2 separate regions of the Homo sapiens genome follow, and region 1 is linked to region 2. A link is a contact called in ENCODE Hi-C or POLR2A ChIA-PET data. All regions are on one chromosome and are shown on one strand. The core of a region is the stretch at or near the end of the contact, and the rest is flanking DNA. Distances in the headings are between cores, read along the strand shown. Region 1 has its middle 24 kb from the start of PVRIG. Region 2 holds the start of MCM7 (minichromosome maintenance complex component 7).

Region 1 (4,866 bases), core at 1,068-3,567, 140 kb before region 2:
AAAAAATTAGCCAGGCATGGTGGCAGGCACCTGTAGTCACAGCTACTTGGGAGGCTGAGGCAGGAGAATGGCGTGAACCTGGGAGGCAGAGCTTGCAGTGAGCCGAGATCATGCCACTGCGCTCCAGCCTGGGCAACAGAGCAAGACTGCGTCTCAAAAAAAAAAAAAAATTAGCCAGGCATGGTGGTGTGTACCTGTAGTTGCAGCAACTTGGGAGGCTGAGTTGGGAGGATCACTTGAGCCCAGGAGTCTGAGGCTGCTGCAGTGAGCTATGACTGCATCACTGCACTCCAGCCTGGGCAACAGAGCAAGACTTTATCTCAAAAAAAAAAAAAAGATGGGCGAATGATCAGAGACTTTCTGAGAGGGTGCCCTTCCCAGTTGGTCTGTGTCTTAGGAAATCTGGGGTGTGTGTTGGGGTGCTGAGCAAGGCAGAGGGGCAGGGGTGGAAGAGGTCTGGGGGAGGGAAGGTTAAGCTGACCCAGCAAGGGGTAGATGGGCCCCGGTGGCAGGAAGGGGGATTTCTGAGCTGCATGTCTTTGCTGAGGGTGAGTTTGGGCAGAGGTCATCTAAGGATGGGGCCAGCCGAGGGGCCCCCAGGAACACCCAGCCCCACAGGCCAGCAGTACACGGTAGGGTTGGAGTGGTGGTGGCCGCAGGAGATGAGTGTGACCGGGAACCAGGGCCACTCCCAGAGTTACCATGTGACAGGACAACAACTCCAGCCCATGCCCCAGCGTGTCCCCAAAGTCCTTTAATAGCAAGGCCTCCAGAGAATGTTGCGTCCCAATTCATAGTGTCAGGGCAGGACTGCAGGTTACTTTAGGGTCACATATTTCCATTGTGGTCTTCAGCATGTTGACACAAACTGTCTGCATGCTGGGAAAGGTCAGAGATTGTGTGTCTCGGTGTGCTTTCTCAGCTCTGGTGTAAGGAACACAGAAGGTTGAATGTGCTTCTGGTTATGTCGGGAAAAGACCAGGGAAGTGTCGTGCCATTAACCAAAACCAGAAATGGATGCTGTTTATGAAAGCAGCCACAGCATGCCTGGTGCTTTTTTTTTTTTTGGAGACAGAATCTCGCTCTGTCACCCAGGCTGGAGTGCAGTGGCGCGATCTCGGCTCACTGCAACCTCCGCCTCCCAGATTCAAGCAATTCTCCCACCTCAGCCTCCTGAGTAGCTGGGATTACAGGTGCCTGCCACCACGCCCGGCTAATTTTTTTTTGTATTTTTAGTAGAGACGGGGTTTTACCATGTTGGCCAGGTTGGTCTCAAACTCCTGACCTCAGGTGAACCATCCCCTCGGCCTCCCAAAGTGCTGGGATTACAGGCATGAGCCACCGCGCCCGGCCGCCTGGTGCTTTTTTAATTTTATTTTTTATTTTTTGAGACAAGGTCTTACGCTGTCACCTAGGCCGAAGTGCAGTGGTGCAATCACAGCTCATCACTGCAGCCTCGACCTCCTGGGCTTGAGCAATCCTCCTTCCTCAGCCTCCTGAGTAGCTGGGACTACAGGTGCATGCTACCAGGCCCTGTTAATATTTTTTTTTAGATTTTTTTTTTGGTAGAGGCAGGGTCTCACTGTGTTGCCCAGGCTGGTCACCTGGTGATTTTATCTACAAAGGGACATTGATTCCCCACCCTGGTTCCTGAAGGCAGACAGTATGTACCCCTCTTGGAAGTTTGGGGAACAGGCTCAGGAGCTGTGTAAATATGCCCAAGACCACAGGATCGAACAGCCAACTCCAAAGCATTGCCTTTTTTTTTTTTTGAGACAGAGTCTCACTAGTCCGGAGTGCAGTGGTGTGATCTACACTGCAGCCTCGAACTCCCAGGTTCAAGCGATTCTCGTGCTTCAGTCCCCCAGGTAGCTAGGATTACAGGCATGTGCCACTACGCCAGGCTAATTTTTGTATTTTTAGTAGAGATGGGTTTTCACCATGTTGGCCAGGCTGGCCTCGAACTCCTGACCTCAAGTGATCTGCTTGCCTTGGCCTCCCCAAAGTGCTGGGATTACAGGCATGAACCACTGTGCCTGGCCAGGTGTTTTTGTTTTTTTTTTAAATCATAAGTAGTTGTAACTCTGTAAAAAGTGTACCCTGCCATACACAATGTCTGGGGACTTGTTTTTCAACCCACAGTGCTGTGACATTGCTGATACTTGTTTATCTCTTTGCTTAACACTGTGGATGGTTCATGTTGCCTGCTGGGTAATATTCTGCCATTCTTCATGTCCTCTCCTGCTGATGGGCATCTGGGCTGTGGCCAGGTTTTTGTTACTGAGAACAGGCTGTCACGGATCCTCTTGTCTGTGTCTCCCGTTACGTATCTGTAAAGGGTGCATGTCTCAGAATGGAAACGCTGAGTCATGGGGCGTATGCTACAAGTCCCCCCTGCCTTCAGGAAGTCCCCAACCCGTACAGGCAGCTCAGCCCCGGCTCGGCAGACCCCAGGCAGCTAACTCCTTTAACCCAACTAAGCTTCGGTTTTCCCGTCTGTGAAATGGGAATCATTCTACAGCACATTCATTAAGGTCACACTGATTACAGACCTCGTACCAAGCCCTGTGCTGGGCATGGCGGCCCTGGAGGAGGAGATGCAGCCTTGTCTCTTGCTCGCAAAGACAGAAATGGGGCGGGGCACGGTGGCTCACACCTGTAATCCCAGCACTTTGGGAGGCTGAGGTGGGTGGATCACCTGAGGTCAGGAGTTGGAGACCAGCCTGGCCAACATGGCGAAACCCCATCTCTACTAAAAATGCAAAAATTAGCGGGGCATGGTGGCACACACCTGTAATCCCGGCTACTCGGGGAGCTGAGGCAGGAGAATCACTTGAACATGGGAGGCAGAAGTTGCAGTGAGCCGAGATCGCACCACTGCACTCCAGCCTGGGCAACAGAGTGAGACTCCATCTCAAAAAAAAAAAAAAAAAAAAAAGGCAGACAGACATGGAAGTGATTAATCTCAGTACTATAATGGATATCGCCATGGCTGGGGAGGTGATAGGCTGGTAGGGGTGAAAGGAAGTTGGACTGGGGACCGTGAGAATTGGGGAGATCCAAAATCAGTGATCATTTTGCACCAAGACCTGACAAGCAGAAGGTATACTCTTGTCTACAAGGACTGAGATCTCCTTGGGGGGAGCCTGGGTTCCTGGGGCTTTCCCCAGATCTTTGTGATTTCTTCTGCCCTATCCATCCCCTTTGGTAGCCCTGCCTCTCCATAATCACCCTGGAATTTGCCAAACACCATCACCCACGCTGTCTGATTGGATTCAGCCTGGTCGCCCGTGACACAAGCACATTTTATTTTCTATCTTTTTTTTTCTTTTTTTGAGATGGAGTCTCACTCTGTCGCCCAGGCTGGAGTGCAGTGGCGCGATCTCAGCTCACTGCAAGCTCCACCTCCCGTGCTCACGCCATTCTCCTGCCTCAGCCTCCCGAGTAGCTGGGACTACAGGCACCCGCCACCGCGCCCAGCTAATTTTTTGTATTTTTTTTTTCAGTAGAGACACGGTTTCACCGTGTTAGCCAGGGTGGTCTCGATCTCCTGACCTCGTGATCCACTCACCTCGGCCTCCCCAAGGGCTGGGATTACAAGCATGAGCCACCGCACCCGGCCTTATTTTCTATCTTAAGGCAAAATAACTCCTGTTCAGGATCGCCCTTCCAGTTGCAGAACCAATTAAGGGCTTTTTTCTAAGTAAAACTTGAAAGGGCAGCTTCTAGTTGCTAAAGACAGGAGAAATGAAATGTAAATAACACGAGAGACCCATTGAAAACCCAGGAGAAACAGATGAAAAAGCTGCAGCTGGTTAGCAGAACAAAGCCGGGCATTCACCCTCCCCCCGATTTTCCTCTGGGAAGAAAAGCTCCATGAACTGTGGCCCCGAAACACTTCTATCACTCACTGCCTTTTTTTTTTTTTTTTTTTTTTTGAGATGGAATCTTGCTCTGTCTCCAAGCTGGAGTGCAGTGGCTGGCGTGATCTTGGCTCACTGCAACCCCTGCCTCCCAGATTCAAGTGATTCTCCCGCCCCAGCCTCCTGAGTAGCTGGGCACTCAGCCTCCTGAGTAGCAGGCGCACACCACCATGCCCAGCTAATTTTTGTATTTTTAGTAGAGACGGGGTTTCACCTTGTTGTCCCGGATGGTCTTGATCTCTTGACCTTGTGATCCGCCTGCCTTGGCCTTCCAAAGTGCTGGGATTACAGGCATGAGCCACCGCGCCCGGCCGCTCACTGCGTGTTTTAAAAGGCCCCTGTCAGCCGGGTGCACTGGCTTACACCTGTAATCCCAGTACTTTGGGAGGCCGAGGCTTGGGAGGATCGCTTGAGGTCAGGAATTTGAGACCAGCCTGGGCAACATAGCAAGACCCCGTCTCCACAAACATTTAAAAATTAGCCAGCCATGGTGATGTGCATCTATAGTCCCAGCTACTCAGGAGGCTGAGGTGGGAGGACCACTTGAGCCCAGGAGTTGGAGGCTGCAGTGAACTATGATCATGCCAGTGCACTCCAGCCTGGGTGACAGAGCAAGACACTGTCTCTAAAGGAATGAATGAATGAATGAATGCTACTGTTAGCCACATCAGAAAAACATCAGCAGGGAGGCAGCCAGAAGTTGGCTGGCAGGGGCAGGGGTGGGCAGTCTCCGGAAGCAGGTGAGGCCCTGATCCCTTCATTCCCTCACTTGGATAGGCTGCAGGAGATGTGGCCAAACCTCCCTCATTCCAGACAGAATGGGCCACACTTTGAAAGAAACACCCCTGTCCTTCCAGGCTGGTGCTGTAATCCCAAGTGGGCTGAGAAAGGACCTGCTTTAAGTAAGGCCCGAGAATGTTTTGTAAACAGGGCCTATAACATC
Region 2 (4,816 bases), core at 2,022-4,521:
GTAGAGATGGAGTTTCACTGTGTTGGCCAGGCTGGTCTCAAACTCCTGACCTTAAGTGATCCACCCACCTCGGCCTCTCAAAGTGCTGGGATTACAGGCATGAGCCACTGTGCCCAGCCTTTTTTACTTATTTATTTTTTTTAAGAGACAGGGTCTTGCTCTGTCATCCGGGCTAGCGTGCAGTGACTCGATCTTGGCTTACTGCAGCCTTAACCTCCTGGGCTCAAGTGATCCTCCTGGCTCAGCCTCCCAAGTAGCTGGGACAGCAGGTGTACACTACCATGTCTGGGTAATTTGTTTATTTGTATTTTTTGTAGAGACGGGGTCTGGCTATGTTGCCCAGGCTGGTTTCAAACTCCTGGCCCCAAGTAATTCTCCCACCTCGGCCTCCCAAAGCACTGGGATTACAAGCATGAGCCACTGTGCCCGGCCGTTGCTGGGAGTCTTAGCCACCCCACCATGTTTCCCAAGTCCCATCTGTCCTCAGCTCCAGGTTTGGGAGCTCAAACTTACATTAGATGCTATCAGTACAGACAATCTCTCGACCACATCCAAAAAAACTTCATTCTTTTGGCTCTGAGAAAGAGAGAGAATTTGGGTGGTTGGAAGCAGAATAGCCTATGTTCTGAAATGGACAGACAGGGAGAAAGAACAGGACAGTCAAAGCTACAGCTCTAGGGTGAGGACATGGGTGATGGAAGGGATCATCTCCCACCTCCACCCACATCTGGGGGGGTGGGAGATGTGCCAAGATCTTTTTCTTTTTTTTTTTTTTTTTTTGCATTTTTAGTAGAGACAGGTTTTCACCATGTTGGCCAGGCTGCTCTGAAACTCCTGGCATCAGGTGATCTGCCCACCTCGGCCTCCCAAAGTGCTGGGACTACAGGCGTGAGCCGCTGTGCCCGACCTAAGATCTTGGACTCCCGGATCCCAGAGCAAAACCAGAGCGTCTGACCCCATGGATCCTTCCCTCACCTGGTCAGAGCGACTGGACAGGACGGGGCGGCTGGCTGCACTGCTGGGGGCCACTTTGCTCTGTTGTGTCTCAGCCCCAAACTGTAAAGCATCCAAAGCAATCAATCATCAGGTCTGACAACCCCAGCCAACCCCTCTTCTCTTTCCTCACCCTCCTCTTTCCCTCTACTGACCAAGCCAACGCTGCTGAGGTCAAAGAGGCTGAAGGGCTTGCTGACCACAGCTTCCGTCTGGATGAAATTCCTCAGCATCTCCGTGGATGTGGTCTGTACATAGCCATAGTCCTAGTGGTAAAGGAAGGACAGTCTGAGTGATCAGTGGAGGGAAGGGGTAAAGAGGGGGAGTGGGGCCAGGCATGGTGACTCACTCCTGTACTCTCAGCGCTTTGGAAGGCCGAGACGTAGGAGAATGGCTTGAGGCCATGAGTTCAAGACCAGCCTGGGCAACACAGTGAGACTCTAGTCTCTACAAAAAATAAACAATTAGCTAGGCACAGGGGAGGCTGGGGCAGGAGGACGGCTTGAGCCCAGGAGTTCCAGGCTGCAGTGAGCTATAACTGCACCACTGCAGTCCAGCCTGGGCAACAGAGCAAGACCCTGTCTCTAAAAGCAAAAAAAAAAAAAAAAAAAAAGGTAGACTTGGCCTCCTAACCACGGCATCCCACAGTAGAAGAGCAGATGTATCTTCAGGGGAATTGGGTAGGGGCCACAGAAGGGGATTGTTGATTCTCACCAGCACTTCATCCAGGAGTTCGTATACCAGAGCCACATTGCGGGAGATGGTCCCCTCGCCCAGGGAGCCACAGTAATCGCCCAGAAGGGTGGCCAACCTGAGGAAACACTTGGAGCGTGTATTTTCTCCTCCTCTCAGACCCCTCCTAGCTACCAGGTGCCCAGCCCAACCCTCCTCACCTGGAGAGCAGTTCTAGGAGGCTGAAGGGAGAAACGTTTTCTGAAGTTGTGACCACCAAATAGAGGCCGCTGTGTCTGATGTGAATGAAATGACGGCCATGGTGATGCTGAGACACAGGCAGGGAGAAGAGAGGCGTTAAAAAAAGGGAGGTGGAGTGATCAGAACCCAGGAGACCTGAGCTCGGATCCCGATGCCTCTTACTAGTCACAACAGCAGTGCCTTTGGGAGATACATGACATATGCCTGGGCCCAGCTTCCCAATGTGGAAAGGGGGTTAATTACACTAACTACCCCGAGTTGCTGAGGATGGAGTCACGCAGGGAGCTGGGCCTGGTGTGTTGCTGGCGCCCATTGACTCTTTTTTTTTTTTTCCCCACCCCCACCTACCCCGAGAGGGAGTCTCGCTCTGTCTCCCAGGCTGGAGTGCGGTGTCCGGATCTCGGCTCACTGCAACCTCTGCCTCTTGGATTCAAGCGATTCTCAAGCCTCAGCTTCCCGAGTAGATGGGATTACAGGCGCCCGCCACCACGCCCAGCTATGTTTTTTTTTTTTTTGTATTTTTAGTAGAGGCGGAGTTTCACCATGTTGGCCAGGCTGATTTCGAACTCCTGACCTCAGGTGATCCGCCCGCCTCGGTCTCCCAAAGTGCTGGGATTACAGGCGTGAGCCACCGCGCCGGGCCTCACGTTAGCTTTATTTGGCGGAATGCACCCCCCAAGTGGAATCTACCAATGAACCAGTCCTGGGAGGGAGCTGGCGCCCACCCGGCCCGACGGGACCCCGCTCCTCACCCGCCTCCCGCCACTGGTTACCATGACAACCGGGGACTCGTCTCCTGGCAGTCCCGTCAGCTTCCGGTAGAAGAGCTCGGCCACATCCCGGCCGCCACTGTCCCCGCGGACTGGCGGGTGGAAGGACTCAGTGAAGGATCCTGCGACACAGGCTGGCCCTGGGCGCCCCTCCCGCCCGGCCCCTCCGCCCCTTCCCAGCCCCAAGGGTCTAGGATACAGTCTTTGTAGATGAGCGGGTCCCCCTTGGAGGACAGAATGAAGAATTGGGAAATCATGGCCGTTCTGGAGAGTAGACAAGAAGACGGCGAAAGTCGGGCCTGCCCCGCCCTGCGGCCCCGGAACAAAAGAACGCGTGTGCGCTGGCCCTTTAAGAGCGATTCTCCTCCGCCCGCGCCAGCTCGGACCGCGGGAAACCCGGCGCCTGCACTACCCCGCCCGGAGATTCCCTTCCGACGCCCGCACCGCCTCCCCGTCACTCATTCTAGGCCCGCACGGTGATTGGCTTGCGGCTAGCGGGAGGTGAAGAAGGCCGCCTTGTCCGATTGGCCCGCACGCAGTGGCGCCGGTCACGTGGGGGGCGACGTTTCGCGCCAATTTCGGTTGGCCGGCCACAGTCCACCGCGCGGAGATTCTCAGCTTCCCCAGGAGCAAGACCTCTGAGCCCGCCAAGCGCGGCCGCACGGCCCTCGGCAGCGATGGCACTGAAGGACTACGCGCTAGAGAAGGGTACGGGTCTACGAGCCCGGGAGGGCGTCCTGCGCGGGGAGCCTCCCGGGGAACACCTGTTGGTGTGAGCTGGGGTCTTGGGGGACCGGGGTCGGCGGGTTCTGGGGTGCGCGAGGCCAGAGGCAGGGTCGAGCTGCGGCCTGGCTAAGGCCCACGGGGCCTGGGAAGCGTGCGGGGGGCCATCGATGTTGAAGAAAAGCTAGTAATCCCACCTGGTAAAGGTGTTAGGGTCGTGGGGTTGGGGGCTTGGGGGCGCGCTAACCCGGCTGGGGGCTGCACAGGGAAAAGTCGCGCCCAGGACCTCAGGAGAGTCTTAAGGGCTCTGGGCTCCCGTGCCCGCTTTCCTTCGCGCTTTTGGGCATTCCCAGGTTCCCGCGCCCTCCCCAGGCGCGCGTAGGCCCCGGGGGCGGGCAGGCCGGGGCCGCTGCGCGCCGGGATTGGCCGTTTGAGGCCGCCCTCCGAGCGGAAGTGGAGCCGGGCGGAAGTGGCGCGAGGAGGCTGGAGGGAGTGTCGTGTAAACAGTGTCCTTCCGCGCGGCGGCCGCGGAGAGAGCTGCGGCCCGGGGGGGCGTGCCTGGGATCCGGAGCTTCGCTCGGGCCCGGGAAAGGCGGCAGTGGGCTGGGATCGCGGTGTCTCTGGGTGTGATGGCCAATGGCTGGACTGGCTCCCGCCCTGGGCGGAGGAATCCCGAGCTGTGAAGCGGCTGGAATCCGGGCCCATGTGCTTCTTTGTTTACTAAGAGCGGAAGCGATGGCGGGAGCGGGGGTGGGGTGCGGTGGCGGGGTGCGGTGGCGGAGGTCCCGGTGAAATCAGGGGCTAAGGGGACCCAAAGAAGGCGGGGGATCATAGGGGTGGAAAGAAAGCTGAGAACCTTGAGACCGGAGTGTGAGGGGCCAACGGGGAAGGGCGCTAGAATTTTAAACTAAAGTAGGGACCGGAATTCCCCTGGGGAGATGTTGGATGGCCCTGTGCACTGCCACGGGCTCTTTATTCTTCGCTGGTTAGAAACAGACTTGTGAAAAAGAGTTATGCCCACTTTGGGGAGACTTCGGTAGGTTTATTTAAATGCTCATATTATTAATTAGTTCATAGGTCGTGTTTTAAGCGAAAATGGGTATCTAAGATTTGTCTTAAAGTTTGTGTCTTACGGTTTTACATTTCATGTTACAGAAAAGGTTAAGAAGTTCTTACAAGAGTTCTACCAGGATGATGAACTCGGGAAGAAGCAGTTCAAGTATGGGAACCAGTTGGTAAGTCTAAGATTGGGTAAAGGGAATGGGGAGCGGGGTGCTTAAGGAGCCATAAGCAGCAGCTTGGCTTGTTTTATTAAAGACATAACAATTAGAGGGTTTGAGGGCTGAAAAGCGAGTATCGCTCTGTGTGGCGCTGCGTTCTCCCCTGTGGATGCCCAG

Evidence for each region. Hi-C counts contacts between places; a loop is a spot of excess contacts on that map. ChIA-PET counts read pairs that join two places held with the same protein, here RNA polymerase II (POLR2A). Pooled maps may share reads with other maps.
Region 1: a loop to region 2 is called in a pooled map, with 3 times the contacts of the local background. The contact joins the enhancer-like site here to the promoter of MCM7 in region 2. A Hi-C loop is called at or near these places in 2 of 50 pooled maps. POLR2A ChIA-PET finds 5 or more read pairs at or near these places in 3 of 52 experiments (H1, WTC11 and activated T-cell).

The regions. Positions count from the first base shown.
Region 1 is chr7:100,241,109-100,245,974 of GRCh38, reverse strand. It overlaps the pseudogene CASTOR3P. Among named protein-coding and RNA genes, the nearest start is that of PVRIG, 24 kb to the right of the region's middle. RefSeq lists an enhancer at 2,072-2,471. Within about 2 kb of position 2,317, at least 6 of the 41 ENCODE cell types and tissues checked have a DNase peak (open chromatin) inside an H3K27ac peak, as active enhancers do.
Region 2 is chr7:100,099,852-100,104,667 of GRCh38, reverse strand. It overlaps MCM7 (minichromosome maintenance complex component 7), which reads left to right and starts at 3,271. Exons shown (of 15, transcript NM_005916.5): 1 at 3,271-3,404; 2 at 4,575-4,654. The coding sequence starts at 3,374. AP4M1 (adaptor related protein complex 4 subunit mu 1) reads right to left here and starts at 3,025. Exons shown (of 15, transcript NM_004722.4): 1 at 2,896-3,025; 2 at 2,700-2,788; 3 at 1,887-1,993; 4 at 1,708-1,804; 5 at 1,149-1,259; 6 at 976-1,056; 7 at 514-576. The coding sequence starts at 2,953. RefSeq lists enhancers at 2,947-2,996, 3,019-3,571, 3,917-4,076 and a silencer at 3,707-3,806.